3 separate regions of the Homo sapiens genome follow, and all the other regions are linked to region 1. Evidence: chromatin contacts called from ENCODE Hi-C or POLR2A ChIA-PET data. All regions are on one chromosome and are shown on one strand. The core of a region is the stretch at or near the end of the contact, and the rest is flanking DNA. Distances in the headings are between cores, read along the strand shown. Region 1 overlaps LOC105379882 (a long non-coding RNA gene). Region 2 holds the start of CTR9 (CTR9 component of Paf1/RNA polymerase II complex). Region 3 overlaps LINC02752 (long intergenic non-protein coding RNA 2752).

What was found. Hi-C counts contacts between places; a loop is a spot of excess contacts on that map. ChIA-PET counts read pairs that join two places held with the same protein, here RNA polymerase II (POLR2A). Pooled maps may share reads with other maps.
Region 2: a pooled map shows a loop between it and region 1 (3-fold over the local background). The contact joins the promoter of CTR9 here to the enhancer-like site in region 1. A Hi-C loop is called at or near these places in 10 of 50 pooled maps. POLR2A ChIA-PET finds 5 or more read pairs at or near these places in 5 of 52 experiments (HEK293, MCF 10A, OCI-LY7 and 2 more).
Region 3: a loop to region 1 is called in a pooled map, with 2.8 times the contacts of the local background. The contact joins two enhancer-like sites. A Hi-C loop is called at or near these places in 4 of 50 pooled maps. POLR2A ChIA-PET finds 5 or more read pairs at or near these places in 3 of 52 experiments (CD8-positive, alpha-beta memory T cell, MCF 10A and PC-9).

What each region holds. Positions count from the first base shown.
Region 1 is chr11:10,931,968-10,936,672 of GRCh38, forward strand. LOC105379882 (a long non-coding RNA gene) reads left to right here. Exons shown (of 4, transcript XR_001748122.2): 2 at 427-495; 3 at 1,480-2,343. Among named protein-coding and RNA genes, the nearest start is that of ZBED5-AS1, 76 kb to the left of the region's middle. RefSeq lists a silencer at 4,694-4,705. Within about 2 kb of position 3,294, at least 2 of the 41 ENCODE cell types and tissues checked have a DNase peak (open chromatin) inside an H3K27ac peak, as active enhancers do.
Region 2 is chr11:10,748,360-10,752,495 of GRCh38, forward strand. CTR9 (CTR9 component of Paf1/RNA polymerase II complex) reads left to right here and starts at 2,887. Exons shown (of 25, transcript NM_014633.5): 1 at 2,887-3,098. The coding sequence starts at 3,054. RefSeq lists enhancers at 2,256-2,756, 2,555-2,704, 2,725-2,774.
Region 3 is chr11:11,169,104-11,173,296 of GRCh38, forward strand. LINC02752 (long intergenic non-protein coding RNA 2752) reads left to right here. Exons shown (of 8, transcript NR_187402.1): 5 at 1-95. Among named protein-coding and RNA genes, the nearest start is that of LINC02752, 56 kb to the left of the region's middle. Within about 2 kb of position 2,393, at least 4 of the 41 ENCODE cell types and tissues checked have a DNase peak (open chromatin) inside an H3K27ac peak, as active enhancers do.

The DNA.
Region 1 (4,705 bases), core at 2,044-4,543:
GGCTGCTGAGTACTTCCAGGTGACAGAACAGGAGGAAAGGGGTCCCAGGCCCCTTGGAAGGAGAGCGGGGCGCGGGGGCAGGGAGGAGGGGAAGGAGGTGGTGGTTGGGAGAAAGAGGAGGAGGTGGTGGTGGGGGAAGGAGAGTGGGAGGAGAAGTGTGGGAAGAGAGAGTGGAGGGAAAGGAGAGGAGGAGGAGGTGGTGGGGGGGAGGAGGTGGTGGGGGGGAGGAGGTGGTGGGGGGAAGGAGATGAGGAGGAGGCAGCCTTGTGGAGGAAGGAGAGAGGAGGAGGAGGAAGCAGTGGGGGTCAAGGAGAGGAGGAAGAGAGCAGAGGGAGAGGGCAGATTTGTTGCCTAGGCACTGGCTGAGGGTCACGATGGAAGGAGGCAGTATTTATTTTTTAAATTTATTTGACATATATTTACAAGGCAACTACATTGTCGGCACTGCCCTAGGCTCCAGGGCCACAGAGACAACCATAGCTTCAGCCTCCTGCTGTGAGTACTCTTGTCGGGCGACATAGAAAACATACATCCCAGGCTGGGCGTGGTGGCTCACACCTGTAATCCTAGCATTTTGGACGCTACGGCATAAGCATTGCTTGAAGCCAGGAGTTTGAGGCCGGCTTGGGAAACAGTGAAATCCTGTTTCTACACAAAATAAAAAAATTAGTTTGCTGTGGTGGTATGCATCTGTAGTCCCAGCTACTTGGGAGGCTGAGGTGAGAGAATCACTTGAACCCAGAAGTTCAAGACTGCAGTGAACTATGATCGAACCACTGAACTTCAGCCTGGGCGACAGTGAGACCCCTTCTCAAAAAAAAAAAAAAAAAAAAAGAAAGAAAGAAAACATACATCTCAGCAGTATGGGTAATGGGCCAGTTAGTCAAGTGCGCTTTGCCTCAGTTTCCTCGTCTGTAAAATGGGGTTTATTAGGAGACCTACTCTGTAGAGTTTTTTTTCTTTTTTCTTTTTTTTTAAGAATTAAATAGTGTTTCTTTATAAAGTAATAATGTGGTGCAAAGCACAAAGCAAGCACTCGGAAAGGGTTTACCTATGAACATTTGCACTGCCGGGTCTTGAAGGAGAAGGCATTTGCCAAGCGAGAGCAGAATGGGAAGAACTTTCCAGGCAGAGGCCACAGAGGCAGTAAGAAGGAGGGGGGCGAGGATGATTGTGGGCTTAATAACAGTGGTGGGCATGAGGATTACCTGCAACAGCAGCACCCTGTGGGGAGGTCTTGCTAAATATTCAGATTCTTGGGCCCCTCCTTAGACCTACAAGATCTGGGTCTCTGGGCAAAGCATGGGAATCTGTGTTTTAACTTGCTCCCCAGAGATTTCTGTTGCACCCCTTCCCTCCACCCGATCCCAGGGCTCTGTCCTGGTTCAGGCTTTATTGTGTTCAGCTGTGCTAGAATAAACACCTTTTTAATGGATCCTCCTTCAATCCTATAACCTGATTCTCCTTCAATCACCTCAGCCGAATGACATCTCTCAGAAATCTTCCCTGACTGTCCAGGCGGAATTAATGGTTCACTTCCCTGTTCCTCTATACCTTGAGCATCCCTCTACAATTGAATGCTCCTTCATTCCATTTCATTGCACCAGCATGTATCGAGGGTCTACTGTTATCTATCGCTGAAGAGAATGATTGCAAAAAACTTGAATGAACATGGAAAATGCTGATGATCAGATTTCCATTGAAAAGAAAGGTGTGCTCCTTGGGGTGGGGGTGTTGTTGTAATTGTCAGAAAATGTTTAATAAAAGAAACAGAAATAACAATAATCTTGTTAGCATAATTGTGAGTGAACTTTTGCTCTTTTTTAATTCTCAAAAATACCCTAAACATCATGTTTCACGGTCTTTACAAAAACACCACCACAGAAACAACAGAAGCCTCCGGGCCTGAGGTGTCATACTGGGTATGGCCACATGGTGTCCCTCCAGCTCAGTCTAAACCTTCCAGACTACAGTCTTCCAACAGTCTCCGCTTCGCCCAGCAGCCGGGGCTAGTCCGAGCCGAGCGAACCCTAAGCTACGGGAACCAGCTTCTTGGTGCTGTCCCAAGAGTGGAGAGGAGACAGATGAACGTTTCTCAGGCTAGAGGAAGGCGGTTTATTTGCTTCCAAGGGTTCCAGTAGACAGTTCTGACACGAAATTTCGTTGTGGAGGGAACTTTTAAGACTGTGTGAAGGGAGGGAATGGGAAGGGTTTAGATTTGCATAGTAGGTGGGCAGCTTTGTGGCGGTTGGGAGGAGGTTTGGATGACTTGAGAGAGACCAGGAAAAAAGCTGGAGTCCGGACTGAGGAACGGAAGGATACGGAGTTTTTTTGTAGGCGAGGGTAAGGGGCAGCAATGGGGTTGGAAGGAGGGGTTGGGGATGTGTTTGCACAGCAAGCATACTATTTATATCACACATCCATAAGAAAAAAGTTGTAAAGAGGCCCTTCCCCGTCAGTATTTTACTTCGGTTTTCTTGCCAATCCGGCCCCAAACTCGGAGGTTTTTTTTTTTTTTTTTTTTTTTTTTTTTTATGCCAGTCTGGCCCCAAACTCTAGCCGTTCACCTACATACTGGGAAACTGTTATGTTTTCGGTTTGATAGCAGACAGGCAAACTTTTTAGCAGCATTTGGATTTCCTGTAGGACGGTGGTTCTCAAACTGGTGCGCATGAGTGTCACCTGGAGGGCTTGTTAGAGCAGATGGCTGGGCTCCACCCCAGAGCTCCTCTTTCAGTAGGTGTTGGGTGGAGCCTGAGAATGTGCATTTTAATAATGTTCTCAGATGGTGCTGATACTGCTGGTCTGGAGAACCAACAATGTAAAGGAATTCATTTCCTAACAGGTTCTGCCAATGTTCTCTCCACCTTAAAAACCAAAAGCCAAAGAACCCCAATTCTCCCCCTGGATGATGGGTATTTGCGATTGCAGGCACTTTAAAAAGTGGTAGAACTCACCTTCTGGTTTTAGTTTAATTTTTTGTTTGTTCTAACCACTGTCATTCAACACATAATGGTTTTAGATATTTATTGTTAGCTTTTGCCTGTTTAGAATTTTTGATCTTGTTGCTATGGATGGTGTTTGCTATAAAAACCTTGATGGCTGGGGAGTGGAGTGTTCCAAAGGAAAATGCTCTTATATTCAAGTCAGTTCCTCTGCTCTTATCTGTACACCACACTGTAATCCCTAGGAAGGAGACTCTAGAGGAAAAGGGGAAGGCGGGAAGGCTCAACAGCTGGGACTGCCATAGGTTCAACCAGTCCACAGCCCTAGAGGGGTGCATGCACACAGTGGAGCTGTCTCTTCTCCTCTTAAGGGGCAGCTCTGGGCTTTGGGGTACCTGAGTCTACAGTAGGAGGGAAACGAGAACTGGTCTCAGCTCCTACAGGTACTTTGGACTTTACCTCCTCGGGTCTTATATTAGTTTCCTATTGCTGTTGTAACAAACTACCATAAATGTCATGGCTTAAAACAACTGAAGTTTATTAGCTTACAGTTCTAGACGTCAAAGTCTGAAATGGGTCTTGTTGGGGCTAAAATCGAACGCTGTGTTCCTTCTGGGGGCTCTAGGGGAGAACCCGCTCTTTGTCTTTTCCAACTTTGTTTTGTTTTGAGACAGGGTCTCCCCCTGTTGCCTGGGCCAGAGTGCGGTGGTGCAATATAGCTCACTGCAACCTTGAACTCCTGGGCTCAAGCACTTCTCCTGCCTCAGCCTCCTATGTAGCTAGGACTATAGGCACACGCCACTATATCTGGCTAATTTTGTTTTTTATTTTTCGTGGAGATAGGGTCTTGCTGTGTTGCCCAGGCTGGCCTCAAACTCCTGGCCTCAAGCAATCCTCCCGCCTCAGCTGGGATTACAGGCACAAGCCACTGTGCCCAGCCCATTTCCAACTTTTAGAGATTGCTTGCATTCCTTGGCTCCTGGACACATTACCCTGATTTCTGCTTCTATCACCACCTCTCCTTTTCTGACTCTGAGCCTCCGGTCTTTCTTTTAAAAGGGCCCTTGTAATTACACTGGGCCCATTTGGATAGTCCAGGATACTCTCCCCATTTTAACTTAATTCCATCTGCAAAGTCCCTTTGCCACATAAGGTAACATGTTCATAAGGTCTGGGGATCAGGATGTGGACTTCTTTGCAGGGGGTGAACTGTAATACTCATTTATAAAGTATACTCATAAAGAATTGAAAATACAGTTCAGACAATAGAAGAGAAACATAATAAACATTTCCTTCCATTTAAAAAATAGTTTTTACATAGTTATACTGTATATACAACTTGAGATCCTGGTATTTCAATTAAATATTGTGTCTAAATATATTCTAAATTATATAAAATGTGCTAAATTATACTAAATATAGTCTATATTAATATACACAGCGAACATTTTTACTGACTACATAGTTGAGTGACTATACCATATTTTACCTAAGCCTTCCCATAATTTTGGAAATGTAAATCATTTTAATTTTTAAATATAAATAACTCTATGATAAATACTTTTGCTCGTAAGGATTTTTATGTTTGTAAGTTTTTCCTTGGGATAGGCTCCTGGATGTGGAGTCACTGGATCAAAGGCTTTTACACAAAATGTTTTTCAAAGGGTTTATATTAATTTTCAGAACCACCAAGTTCTGAGAATTAGGATGTGAATATCTTTGGTGTCATTATTCTGCCTACCACAGGCCTCAAGTTTCTC
Region 2 (4,136 bases), core at 1,637-4,136, 180 kb before region 1:
CAAACTACAAACAACACATGTGAAATCCAACTAGTGGTCTACCCTTGCCCAAATGTGCTCCTCCACTAATCTTTCCTATTTTAGGAAATGACACATCATTCACCCAGTTGTTCATGCCAGAAACTGGACGTCCTTCTTGACACTACTTTTTCAGTGACCCCGGCCTATATCCAATACATTGGCAAGTCCTAGTGACTAAGGTATCAACAGATGATTGATAGACAGATAGATAGATGATAATCTTAAATCCATCCACTTCTCTCCACCTCCACTGTCTTAAACCTATTCCTATTTATCATCTGTGACCTAGACAGCAGTTTCCTAAGTGGTCTGCCCACATCCTCTCGAGACACTTTCCAATCCATCTTTCACAACATAGCCAGAACAATCTTTTAAAACCAATTCTTTTTTTTTTTTTTCAGACAGAGTCTCACTCTGTCGCCCAGGCTGGAGTGCACCGGCATGATCTTGGCTCACTGCAACCTTCACCTCCGCCTCTGGGGCTCAAGTGATTCTCATGCCTCAGCCTCCTGAGTAGCTGGGATAACAGGCGTGCACCACCACACCCAGCTAATTTTTGTATCTTTAGTAGAGACAAATTTCACCATGTTGCCCAGACTGGTCTTGAATTCTTAAACTCATGTGATAGGCCACCTCGGCCACCCAAAGTACTGGGATTACAGGCATGAGCCACCGTGCCTGGCCAAAACCAATTCTCTTTTATTCTTTCTCCCTCTCATTGACACATACACATCACTTAAAGCATTTCAATCACTTTGCATGTAAGATAAAACCCCAAATCATTAATATATACTAAGTCAAAAGAAATTCTGAAGGACAAAAGCATTTAGAAAAAAAGTTTACTTACAAAAACACTTGCAAAAGTATACAGGTGAATTTACGCTTTAGAAGGACTGATACATCAAATGAACACACACCAAGGTTTACAGTTAGTTGCTTCATGGTGAGAAAAGAGCAATTTTCTCATATGATTGCCATATGACCCCAAGCTCCCACATATCTTCAGACTGTAGCAGTACAAAAGTCAGCAATTAAACTGTAAGAGAGTCAGTAATATATGGGAAATGCTGAAAGTTTTGTTCACTTTGGAGACTACAGAGTGTGATACTGTTGTTTCACGGTTTATTTCAGAACACAAAGTATTTTGTTTTTCCTGTGGGAAGTAATATGTACACTCACTCATTTTGGAAACAGGACAAGATGTCAGTTTTGCTTTATAAGCATAAACCCCAGCATGTCTGGGTACTTCTTATATCAGCTTCAACTCATGCCACTCTCCCCCTCATTTTCTACATTCTAGTCACATGACCTTCTTGCAGGTTCTCAAAGCTCTTCCCCAACATGCCGTCCCCTCTGTCTGGTACACATTCCCCTACATACTTTACCTGCCAAACCTTACTCATTTTCCCAGATGCAACTTAAATGTCACTTCCTCCAAATCCCACTCTAAACTGAGTGCCCCAACTATTCAATCATAGCACTCTGCATTATCAGGTATGATGCCTTTGGATGCGAATAACTGAAAAACCAAACCTATCAATAGAGTTTTTAATATCAGGGAGGCTTTTGGGCATGGAGAATAACAATCACCACTATGTGTACTTTTGTTTAATGCTTACTTTATAAACTTTAAAATATATTAAACAGTATTTCTGGGAAATACTGTCTGATGCCATCCAATGCAGTATTCACTAACCACATGTGGCTATTGAACACTTGAAATATGACTAATCCAATTAAGGAATTTAATTAGGAATTTTTTTAATTTAAATTTTGGAAAAACTAAAGTGTGTGAACCTATTTTTTCAACTGCAAACTTTATAAAATCTAAACACAGATCCAATATTTCCAATTAAAATCAGGCAACTGAGATCAGTGTATGCATGTGAAATACATATCGAATTTTCAAGACTCAGTATAAAAAAATGTAAAAATTATCTGAATTTTTATATTGACTACATGTTGAAATGAGATTTTGGATATATTACGTTAAATAAAATATATTACTAAAATTAATTTCCTCTTTTTTTTTTTTTTGAGGTGGAGTCTCGATCGATCCCCAGTCTGGAGCGCAGTGGCTGATCTCGGCTCAGCGCAACCTCCGTCTCCCGGGTTCAAGCGAGTCTCCTGTTTCAGTCTCCCTGGTAGCTGGGATTACAGGCGCCCACCACCGCGCCGGGCTAATTTTTGTATTTTTAGTATAGACGGGTTTTCACCATGTTGGTCAGGCTGGTCTCGAACTCCTGACCTCAGATGATCCGCCCGCCTTGGCCTCCCAAAGTGCTGGGATTACAGGCGTGAGCCACCGCGCCTGGCCTCATCTGCAATTTTACTTAAATCACAAATATACTAGATCTTCTTACATGCTTCGAAGAACTAAAAAAAATAAGACATGAATTATCACAATGATTACCGAATTAATTGTAAATTTTTTTATTTAAACTAGTCACAAAGGTATCACAGGTATGACTTACACCTAACGGGGGCCAAAAGATGGGTTGCGAAACGAATGACTGAATTATCCCTAACAATCTTGGGAAGAAAACAGGATTGGCCAGGCCCATCCCGAGAGGTCCACGTCAGGCAGGGGCCCCGCCCACCGCGGGACCAAGCGGCTACGCCTTCCAAGTTTTCATTCGGGGCCGCGCCAGCGCTGAGGAGAGTCAGACGCCAGATGGTTCCGAAGGTCCTGCAGGCTCTCGGGGCACCCTACAGCCGACACGCCAACAAAAGCTTCGGAGCCGCCAACCCCAAAACGGAAACACCGGAGCCACAAGCTGAGCTCGCGTAGGGCACGCTCCCCCGGGAGTGCTTCCGGGACAGGGGGCGGGGTCGCCGGAAGTGGCCGTCCGCCGTCCGCTGCTCGTTGTTTAAGCGGCTGACGGGAAGGAGAAGCCAGAGCTCCAGCGGCGCCGCGGGGCGGCAGTCAAGACCAGAGCCGGAGCCGTCACTCACCTCTGGATTAGCCTGAAGCGGAGACTACCGGCTGCGGAGCGGCGGGGCGAGACACTTGCTCGCCTTTTGACCCCATCATGTCGCGGGGCTCCATCGAGATTCCCCTCCGGGACACTGACGAGGTAAGTGTCGTGTATGGAGGCGGGTGGGGGCCATGAACTTGTACGATCGCCCCCACCGACTTCGCTCGACTTCGTTTCTGAAGCGAGAGCATCCTCCTTCCCTAAGAGCCCTGATCGAAATACCTGGCCAAGGTCTGATCATCATCTTCTTCAGCCCCTGTGCCCTCTCAGGCTGGGGGCACCGCGTCTCTGCAGCCTCAGGGCCACTCGGAGAAGGAGTTCTTGAAAGTTCCTCTCCAGCCTGTTCGAATTTGACAGTGCGCTACTCTTTTCCTAACCAACCCACGGGAGCAGAGGTGTGAGAGTACCCGATAAACTGTAAAACACCTCGCAGATTACAGAGGTGGGCGCTGATGTTTCCGGGGTTTATATGCTTGCTGCTCAAACTCGAGATCTTTCCCTGGGAATATATAGGAGGTCGCCTCTTCTCCCTTAGAAACTCGAGTCTGTCATGGTGCGCTGTGTTCTCTACACCAACTCTCCTTCAACGAGATATCCCAAGATTTAGCCGCCCCTGTGTGCTGATAAAATTTAACCTCCTCTCGCTTACCTATGTCTCATTCATGGGTGGCCTGTGGCTTGTCTGAGTAAAGCTCTCAGCTTTGATGTTCAGTCTTCTTGTATATCTTTTATTTTTATTTTTTTTGTTTGAGATATAATATTGAGGTATAAAATTCAGTGGTTTTTAGTGTATTCGCAAAGTTGTATAGTCATTACCTCTAATTCCAGGACATTTTCCTATTATTATTTTTGTGCTTACAGTCAGGACTGTCTGTTACACGCAGGTGCCACCTCCATGATTAATGTGTGCAGTGGCATTCAACTTTGCATGGCTTGTAGGGTCATGCATCTCAAGGAGTCAGACCTATGGCATAATAGTCTCTAGGGTGCTTATCTGCACTTTACTTGGATTCTATGTTAAGTAGGATTTTGTTTTGTTATTTTTTAGTAAGCAGACCATTTCTAGTATTTTATAGTTCCAGTGATCTGGGGACAAGTAGCAGGGTTTGTTTGCTTCTCTGTGCTTTAACTTTATTA
Region 3 (4,193 bases), core at 1,143-3,642, 240 kb after region 1:
ACAAACAAATGAACAAACAGAAAAGTTCCAGACTCTGGTGAAACACATGTTTCAGGCCCCTCAGCAAGAGTGGACAAGACAAACATCTTTACAAGGTTTGTATTTGTATGCTGTATGGTTAGATGCCAGGCCCCTTTCAAGATCCTCTGGCCTCAGGAAATTCTACAGACTTCTGCCAGCCTACACATCCTACATTAGTCCTGTCCAAAGATAAGACAGCATCAAATATAGCCTGAAACTTAAGCCAAGGCTTCTGGAGCCTGGCTGCAGACTACACGTATTAACTGTGTGATCTCAGATTGTAAAGTCTCAGTTTCTCATCTATAAAATGGGATAATAGGAGTGCTTAAAGTTAAACTAGTTCTAGGCTCAGATAAGCACTCATTTGTAAAGAACCTGCTCTGTGCCACGCCTGTGCCTGATAGTGAGACTACAGAGATAACAATGGTTCAAAATGATATGTTTTATTGTAGTGTATCTATATCTGCTCCAAATACATGACTTTTTGCTCATAGGAATGGCATCTTGAAAAAGTCCTATCTTTTATTTTTCTCTCGAGGCTGTATTTAATAGAACAAAAGGTCTTTGGATAATTATTGAGAAATTGCCTCACCACCCTCTCCAGGCTCTGATTTTCAGGTGGGTGTTTCTGGTGATTTCCCAGCTGGGCTCCCCTCTCCAGTGCAGCCCATAGTCCCAGGGGGATCTCCTTCAGCTGGAGTCCAGTGCAGCAGTCTCAGGCTGGTCAATGTGAATCCCCTTTCCACATCAGGGAGGAATCTCCTCACCTGTGGGTATTCCCCAGGCCATGCCTGGAGGCACAGCTGTGCTTTCTGGCCTGTGTGGCTATTATCTTGTTCCGCAGTTCGGTGTCTGCAAAACTTTCCCTTGCAGGTGGTGTGGTGTCCACGTCCACACCCACAACTCCAGCATCCCCATGGTCTCCATCTTGTTACTCTCCAGAACACGTAACAGACCAGGGACAAATACTGTTCCATACAGAAATCTGCAGACAGCTCTGACTTTGTAATAGCCCTGGCCAGGGGAAGAGTGGGCCCAGGGTAAAGAGGAGGCCCTGATGCACAGCAGGAGAGGTTCTCTGGAATGAGTGGGCAGAGCTTTGCTTTCACCTTGACTGTCACCAACTCACTAAGTGACCTTGACTGAGTCTGTTTCCCTCTCTGGGTCTTGATTTCCTCATTTTGCCAATGAAAACCCTTCCTAGAGCATCAATTTTCCTTGGCTGTTTGGCTTTAAAATACTGTAAGTGAAGACAGAGGTCTTTGGGAAGGTTAAAGCTGTCATGATCATCGCAGTCTTACTGGTTGAGGTTTTGTTGAATTGACATCCAATATGAGAAGATGCCTTAGTCAGCAATCATTTGGTTCCCAAGAATAGAAACCATCTAAACTCCCCTTAAGTGAAGAGATGGAGGGGAATTTCCAGACACCCAATTGTAGAAGAATTACAACTGGGCTTCACAGAGACTGAAGGTCATTGGGTGACTTCTTTCTCTTTGTCTGGTGCCATGTGCCTGCCTCTGCTCCAGTCTTCTCTTGGTAGACCTGTTCCTTCTCTAGGGCCTGTAGTTAACCTCCCCAAACTCAGCTACTGTGAGGTTCTGCCTGGTATGGGCACCAGTCTGGCCCTGGATTCTCTTAACCTATAGCTATGATACTCAACACCATAGAACTGTCTCTGTGAGTGAAGAACCAGCTTGGGTGAGGTGTCCACCCTTAGTCTGATCACGTGTGTGTGCTGAGTAGGATCCCATGTTACTGAGAACTGAGATCATTGTGGTGGGTCCTGGGGAGAAGGTTCTCTGAGGGGTAGCCTAGTACTCTGTGATGGAGCTAAGTCATCTGTTTCAATGTTTCATTTTACAAAGAAGTAAAATGAATAATGGAGTTGAAATGACCAGTAAAGGTCACACAGAGAATTAATGGCAATGCTGTGACTTGAATTCAGTCCTCCCAGTGTATAACAGAGGCATCACTGCAGCCCTTCTCTGGTTCAGATGCAGAGGAGTATTGATGCTTGGTGGATGTGCTCTGTAGTGGAGACGTGGAAATCAAAACAGCATAACTCTGTAGCCAGGCTGGATGTGCCAGGTATGTCTTCTAAAGGCCGGGAGTTACTGTAGGTGGGCAAGGGCTGCCTGCCATGAGTGGAACACTGATGCAATTCTGGGGTCCCACTCTGAAGCCTGCAGGCTAGGTGAGGAGACACCAGATGGATTTGCACAGCAATCTGGGGGACATTCCTGGGGCTGATTTAATGCCTCTCCCAGGGCTCACTAGAACTGGGCAGACCATTCCTACTGTGTTTATCAGCCACAAGGAGGCCTCCCCAGGACACATCTCGGATGTCTTCTGTTGCCTCCCAACTTTCCACCTCCATATATGGTGACAGAAAGCATGTGCCATACCCTGTATCCACACCCTCCCAACTGCACCAGAAAAGGGAATGTTTATTTTTAGAAACGGGGCAGGCTCTGGGGATGTACCGGAGAGCAAACAGGCAGTGTTTCTGCCCTGAAGGGGCTTATGGCCTAGAGCAGAGGGCAGACAGAACCACACTATGCTATGTGCTGTGAAAGAAAGGGGCAGGAAGCTATAAGCACACCTGGGGGATCCCTGACCTGGCTCAGGGAGGGCCTACCAGGATGACCTCCCTGAGGAAGTGCTTGGGCTGAGAACTGAAGGATGGGTTATTACAATAACTAATATTTTTGAGCACACACTAAGTGCTCTGTGAATGCTGAATTATTTATTCCTCTAGCTAAAGGTTCTGTTATTGCCTCCATTTCACAGATGAGGAGACTGAGATACAGTTAGCTTTTGCCAATTGTCTAAGACTACACAGTTAAAAAAAAAAAAAGAGGAGGGTACTATACAGCTGGAGACTCAAAGCCTGTCAGTCTGACTGCAGAGTCTGTATTAGTAACCACTAAACCGCAGCAGCTGTTAAGTAGGCAAGGGTGTGAAAATGACAGAAGGGAGGCTCAGAGAAGGCACTGAGAGAAGGCTAGACTGGTGGAACCCAGCAAGTGAGGTGCAGCCAGGGGCAATACAAGGCCTGGGGCCTTGCAGGGCCTTGAAGAGCCTTGTAGGGGCTTGTGGACCACATTAAAATTTGAGTTTTTATTCTGACTGAAATAGGTAGGAAGACACAGAAGGAATTTAAGGACAGGAAATACATAATGAGAATTGTATTTTTAAAAGACTATTCTGTTCTATTTGTGGAATGGTGAACAGATTGGAAGGGGGTAGGAGAAGATGCCAGCAGACAAATTTAGAGGCCACTACAGGGGCCCAGAGAAGGGGCAATGGCAGTTTGAGGGTGGGGAGGCAGCAGTGGAGAAGGAGAGAAGTGGGAGGGAGAACTGGTGAGTTCTTTAAGAGGGTGGATTGACAGTCTTTTGTATTATGGGGGCTGCAGGAGAGGGAGGTGCTGAGAAGACTCCTTGGATTCTGAGTTGTACATCCAGATGGAGACTGGTGCCATTCACTGACATAGAAGGCACTCGAAGGATGGACTTATTTTCTGTACTTGTCCACACTTTTATGTATGTGTGACTCTCAAATTCTAAGGATAATTTTAATTTGAGGATGTTTAAGAATAGTAATGTGTAAGAGGTGGTTTGATGGCTCTGGGAAATGAGAAAACGGCAACCTGGTATTTTCTGTCACTTATGGATCTGCACTGTTACTAAAAAACATGACTTAGCGGGTGGAGCTGGACACACATCACCCCCAAGTGGACCACAGGGAATGAGGTTCTTAGGCAGCCTTTCTGAAGGCGAGGCCTCCGCCCTGGCTTTCCAAGCTCACTTGGCAGGACATTCAGAAAATTTATACTACTTGCTAGAATTCCACATTCCCCAAACCCAGGTTCTCTGAGGGAGGCCTAAGTATGGAGGAACATCCATGTAATCATATGTAGCAGGCATGAAGCAGGGGAACAGAAAAGTACCAGGGAAGCTGTGAAAAGTTTCTACTCCAGCCTTTGTAACTGGGAAAAAGTTTAGAAACAGAGGACTAGGAAAAAGCCACCAAATAAATGAACTTCGAGTAACAGGGAGAATCATTCACCTCCTACCCACCTAAAAACCCCTCTTCCAGCATAGAATATCCACACTCATCACAGGCAGGTTGAAGCAGACTATACTGGATACTGTCATATATGTCCAG